Linked DNA regions of Mus musculus: region 1 is linked to region 2. The links are chromatin loops, found by intact Hi-C in ENCODE. Cell type or tissue: heart. All regions are shown on one strand. Each heading gives the region's core, and the rest is flanking DNA. Links, peaks and the distances in the headings are about the cores only. Region 1 has its middle 57 kb from the start of D730003K21Rik. Region 2 holds the start of Tgfbr2 (transforming growth factor, beta receptor II).

Evidence for each region. A loop is a pair of places that touch in the nucleus more often than their neighbours do. Peaks named below come from ENCODE experiments on the same cell type or tissue, not always from the same donor. Only the 100,000 strongest peaks of a DNase experiment are listed, where the experiment ranks them.
Region 1: a loop joins it to region 2, with 2.1 times the contacts of the local background. A loop is called at or near these places in 1 of 42 quality-filtered maps.

What each region holds. Positions count from the first base shown.
Region 1 is chr9:116,269,040-116,271,946 of GRCm38, reverse strand. No RefSeq gene overlaps it. Among named protein-coding and RNA genes, the nearest start is that of D730003K21Rik, 57 kb to the left of the region's middle. In heart, for the core only: no CTCF peak of the experiment used is centred there; a DNase peak (open chromatin) is centred at 1,446.
Region 2 is chr9:116,173,429-116,176,335 of GRCm38, reverse strand. Tgfbr2 (transforming growth factor, beta receptor II) reads left to right here and starts at 973. Exons shown (of 8, transcript NM_009371.3): 1 at 973-1,392. The coding sequence starts at 1,299. Gm40582 (a long non-coding RNA gene) reads right to left here and starts at 692. Exons shown (of 3, transcript XR_871320.3): 1 at 600-692; 2 at 317-425. In heart, for the core only: a CTCF peak has its summit at 1,146; DNase peaks (open chromatin) are centred at 345 and 1,055; H3K4me3 peaks cover 2,328 bases; H3K27ac peaks cover 1,858 bases.

The DNA of each region.
Region 1 (2,907 bases), core at 121-2,620, 96 kb before region 2:
TTATTTAAAAAAAAAAACAATCCCGAAGTTGGCTGAAGTTTAATGTACAAGTGATCATAGTTGATAATGTGAATAAACAAATTGTGTTGCCACGTGTCATTTTATCGACTATGAATTGGTATCACCACACTTTCATTCATGATAGCCCTTCTCAGTGCTGAGGGGGAGGAAAGGCACTTTGAACCAAGGATAGGGCAGAAGTTTGGAACTCCAGAACTCACTTGAAAAATGGGCAAGCCAGGATTCCCATCACTTAGAAGATAGGGAGATGTGGACATTTCTGGAGCAAGCTGCTAGCCAAATGACCAAGTTCCAGGTTCAAGTGAGAGACTCTGCCTTAATAAGTAAAGTGGAGAATGGTACAAGGAGACACCTATCTTCATCTTGGGGTCTCTACATGCATGTACACAGAGTTGTTCACACACCTGTATAACTCACAAACACACACACACTTCATTCCTTCTGGCCCTACCTTCCTGCCCATCCCTGGGTTTCTCCATAAAAGGAGGACTCCCATTGCCTCCATGGCTCCCAACCTCACTTCTGTGCAAAGAACACAGCACACAGTGTGTGCTACAGCTTCAAACTTCCCATTTCCTCAGTTCTAGGTGTCCTTGACCCCAAGACTTCACTAATTCATCTGTGTGGTTCTGCATCTAGCCCCGCTGCTTGGGTGTGGGCACGCCACCATTAGACAAACTAAACATGGAGACATTACACTACATTTACACTACACCCACTGCTGGGTGATAGACTAGCAGGAAGCACTGGTACACCACTCAGAGGAGTGGAAAAACGCAGCCTAAGATGTGGGAGCTTGAAGCTGGGGTTCCCTGACTCACGGGCATCCAATCACCACTGGAAACAATGCAGAGGAGCCAGAAATGAAGGGTCAGGGGGTCCACTGGGCCAGGGGTTCCCATATTCCTGGACATCTGGATGCCAAAGGGTTGCAGGGAGTTGGGAAAAATGGAGCAAGGTCCAAGAGTTGAAGAGCCTAGTTCTATACAGTCTTTGGATGAGAAGAGATTCTGAGGAAATTTAGAGATGTGCAGCCCCTTCCAGACTGTTCTCAGAGGAGAACAGGCATCCGAATGGGGAGCACTGATGGCTGTGTCTCTCTGGCAAACGTTCTATATTTCCCAAATAACCTGGCACCTGGCTCTCCTAGAGGGGCTCATACACAGCTGAAGGATTTCACACATCCTGATTTGGAAAACATCTGGAAAAGTGCTTCACATGCTCACAGAGGCACTGAGTGATGGAGTACCCTTCTCTTCACAGGCAGGACTCAGAGGTAAGGGAGTCCTGGGGGATGGTTTAGAAAAATCACTGCCATGGAAAGTGTGGCCCAGACTGCCATTAGCCACAACAGGCTGCACCGGTTGACGGTTGGCAGCTCTCCTCAGAAGTAACCAGACCTGTATGTCCGGAAGGACGGGGAAGTGGCGGTTTGCCACCAGACAGCCCTTGTCTCAAGGAAGTCACTTCAATACCTCAGCTCTTCCACTTGTAGAATGTGGAAATTCCTGTGAGGAAGGCTGTGCACAGACACATCTGGTGCATGGCTGACACTTAGTGAACATTATTCATCCTCATGAGTTTCTCCCAGGGAGTGTAGCGCCATGAGGTTCCTCTTCTTTCTACTGTTCCCAAGCAGACATTCAGGTTGCTAAAATTTCTACCCTTCATTTTTGTCTTGTTTTTATTTCAGATTTGTTTTCTTTTTTTAACTTTGTATGGGGGTAGAAATATGTGTTAGTATTTGCACCATGTGTGTGCTGTGCCCAAGCATAACAGGGTCCCAGACCTTAGCATAACTGACTCCATGATGGAAGTACCATTTGGGCCATAAAACTCAGCGTGTAGATGGTGCCACCTGCCTGAAATGAAAACAAATTCCCAGTCCATCAAAGTCTCCGGGAAAGTCTCTCAATGTTCTAACCTTGCTTTTCTGCTTCTGTCTATCTCTTCTTATTAACTGATGCCAACCCAGAGCACGGCCTTGGTGCTTAAAAGCTCACCCTGAGAAAGGCTCGGAGCTACATCGAGATCCCAAAAGCACAGTGTAGTCACTGGATGGCCGATAAAGACAAACCCACGTCCAAACAGTCTTCTCTGGTGGGTACCTTATGACACAAGGATGCCAGAAAGAGTCTGACCTCTCATAGCTTAGGTTCTACGCAGTTGTGAGCTGTCAGACATGGGTGCTGAGATCTGAACTTGAGTCTTCTGCAAGAATAGTATGTTCTCTTGACTGTTGTGCCAAGTCTTATTTTTGCAAACAGACTATCTGTTCCTATCTATTAAAGACCTGATTGTGAATGCTGAAATGACTGTCTGCCTTATTTTCTCTCCTCACTGACCAAGAAATGAGATTTTTTTCCCTGCTTTCAGCATTTGGCAGATTCCCAAATCTTACCCTCAAAGCTAAGGATAAAGATCTGAAATTCATAACCAAGATGTATGCACCCTCCTTTCAGAGCAGACAATGGCTTATCAGGGGTGAAAGTGAATGCAGCCAACTCAACATGCTATCCTCCAACAACCTTTCTTGTCTTCTCTTTTCTTCCTTTTCCCTTTTTCCTCCTTTCTTCCCCTTCCCTCCCTCCCTCCCTCCCTTCCTTCCTTCCTTCCTTCCTTCCTCCCTCCCTCCATTCCTTCCTTTCTTTCTCTGACAGTAGACCTTGTAGCCCAAGATGGTCTCTAATTTGCTATGGAGCCAAATATGACCTTGAACCTCTTTGGACCTCTTCCTTGCCCCCTAAGACCAGTGATTATAACATGTGGTGTTAGAAATACACCCCTGGGCTTCCTGCATGCTAGCAAACACACTACCAGCTGAATCTCCAGCCCCAAACAACAGTCTTTTACTTTGGCATTTAGGTGAATTCTGGTTTCTAGATC
Region 2 (2,907 bases), core at 98-2,597:
TCTTCCTACTGATAGCCTTTCTACCTCCAGCCAAGTATTTTCTCTCCTTACTCGAATTATCTTATCGAAGAGCGATCATTGAAAAGCAGACTCCACCACCAAAGACACTTTTTTTTGTTGTTTTTTGGGTTTTTGTTTGTTTGTTTGTTTGTTTTCCCAGACAGTATAGCTTTGGCTGCCCTGGAACTCACTCTGTATAATAGGCTGGCCCTGAACTCACAGAGACCCGCCCACGTGTGCCATCATCGTCTGGCCCCAAACATACTTTAATTTCTTTAGTTTCTTAGAGGCAACACCCTGAAAATATCAGCCCTACCTTGATCACAGAGCTTCACCCAGCAAACCACGCCCAGGAAACGGTCCTTCCAATGGGAGGCTCTACCCAGGTGCTCATTAGACATGCAGACACTCTGGGTTCAGACCTACTGAACCAGAACCTGCAGGTTAGCTAAATTCACAACCCAACGTGATTAATACGCACATTAAACTCTGAGACAAACTCCTGGATTTTGTTCCACAGTAAAAAACAGTCCTTTACAACGTGATCACACATGCATGTACATAAAACTGAAACTAAGCTCTAGTGAAGAAGTGCTTACCTTTATTTTATTAGGGGAAGCAACGTGTTCGGGACTCTGAAGCTACATTTCAGAGCTCTCTCCTGGGTCTCAATGGAATTATGAAGCCCCTGGGAGTAATGCCTAGAAGGTGTGGGGGTGCCTGGAGGTGTATCAAGGAAAGTGGTTTACACCACTTTCGAGCTTGTTTTGCGAAAAGTGCGCTTAGTCACTTCTGAGTTTGAACTTGGAGCCCAGACTTGGCGGGGTGGGGGTTGCGTGGGAGCGCTGGGAGTGGGCAGCTAAAAGTTTGTAGAGTCCAGGCAAGGTCCAATCCAGCGGCCTTGATTGGCGGCCGGAGGAAGGCGAGGGCTGGAAGCTGGAGGAGAGGGCCGGAGCTGGAAGGCTCTCCGGCGGCGAGAGGTCCTGCCCAGCTGTTGGCGAGGAGTTTCCTGTTTCCCTCTCGGCGCCCGGGTAAAGTTGATGAGTGAGTCACTCGCGCGCACCGACCGACGACACCCCCCGCGCGCGCACACGCTCGCCTGGGGGACGGAGCCCCAGCCTCCTGCTCAGCTCTCCTCGGCCGCCGGGGGCCTCCTCCGGGCCTCCGAGCTCCGGGGATCGCCGGCCACATCTGGCCCGCATCCTGAGAGGGCGAGGAGTAAAGGCGCAGCCCGGGGTCCCCGAGGCTCGGTTCGTGGCGCACCAGGGGCCGGTCTATGACGAGCGACGGGGGCTGCCATGGGTCGGGGGCTGCTCCGGGGCCTGTGGCCGCTGCATATCGTCCTGTGGACGCGCATCGCCAGCACGATCCCGCCGCACGTTCCCAAGTCGGGTGAGTGAGTGGCCAGGGCGCGACCCTGGGGGTTCACTGGGGCTCCCCGCTCCTCCTCCAGCCCCCAGGGCAGCGATTGACAGTCGGCCGCGGGACCCGGTGCGAGAGCGGAAACGGGAAGTTTGTAGCGGCCCGAGTCGGTTCAGGCCCGCGGGGATCCGGGCAAGATCTCTCGCAAAAGAGCAGGACAGTCCACTTGCAGGGGACTTGGGGACGCTCCTGACCCCCTTTGTGCGCGCACGAAAGGCCAGGTCGGCCGCGAGGGGCCTGGAGCCCCGGAAAGGGAAGTTTAAGAAGTTGGAACTTGGAGGAGCATCGGCAGGGGACTGGACGCCCAGCTGCTGCACACCTGGGCCGCTTACTGCCCTAGACACCGCGACTGAGCCAGACTCTCAGTCCTCAGCTTTGCCATCTCGGGAGGGATTCTGGGCCGTGACTCACTGGATACAAGTTAGAGAAGAGAACTGATCTCTATCCTCGCTGATTCCTGGCCTGCCGGGATGAGGACCCAGTGAGGGTGGTCAGGTTGATGGCTGAGAAAAATCTAGTGCATGCCTACTAAGTGATGGACTATAGGGATGCTGCCTGGAATGAAAGATCTCAGCAGCTACTATTCAATGGAAACACCTAACCCAGGTTGTCCTCCAGGTCCCATCGCAGGGGTTAGTTAAGGGAGAAAAGCAGGCTCTAGGGCTCCTTCCTAAGGGTTTGCTTGGAAAGTTTAAAATCTGGCATTTTAACTCTAAAGTTAGAGTTAGGGCCACGATCTGGGCAAGTCACATGACTCTGGGCCTCAGTTTTCCCTACTGTACAATGCAGTGGTTCAGTTTGTGAAAGTTTACACTCTTTTCATCACTGGCTTTCCATGACCTTCCCTAGTAACTAAGAGGATGGCCAGGGTCGATTTGGGGTGAAATGCAGAGATTGCGGTGGCCGTGTGTGTGTGTGTGTGTGTGTGTGTGTGTGTGTGTGTGTGTGTGTTGGGGAGCGCGGAAGTAGGGTGCAAGAGAGCTCGTTGCAGACATCGGTAGTTGAGGTGATTTAAGAGTTTTGGATCGTGTTGCAAACAGCAGTGGACCATTTCAGAAGGGAAGAGCCACACAAAGGGAAACAGCAAAAATCCTAACAGGTTTTAGTCCTGTTGCTTCATAAAGTCCGCGTTCGTGTCGTTGGTTTCCATTGAAGTGCAGTTCCAGAAAGGTCAACTGTCTCTCATGTTAACCCAGGCCCTTAAAGCTGGCTTGGGAGATTTAGCTCAGTGGCTAAGAGTGTTTGCTGTGCAAGCTTGAGGACGTGAGTTCAAATCCCGAGGGCCCATATGCAAAGTTGGGTGTGGTTCTTTGCCAGCCCAGCACTAGTGAGAGAAGACTGGAAACCCTTTGGAAATTGCTCGATGCCAGGTTAGCTCTAGGTTCGGAGAGAGACTCAAAGAGAGTGATAGAGACTCATGGAGAGTGACAGAGGACCCCTGGTCTCCTCCTCTGCCCCTTCCTGTGCTCACAAACCCTACCCCAA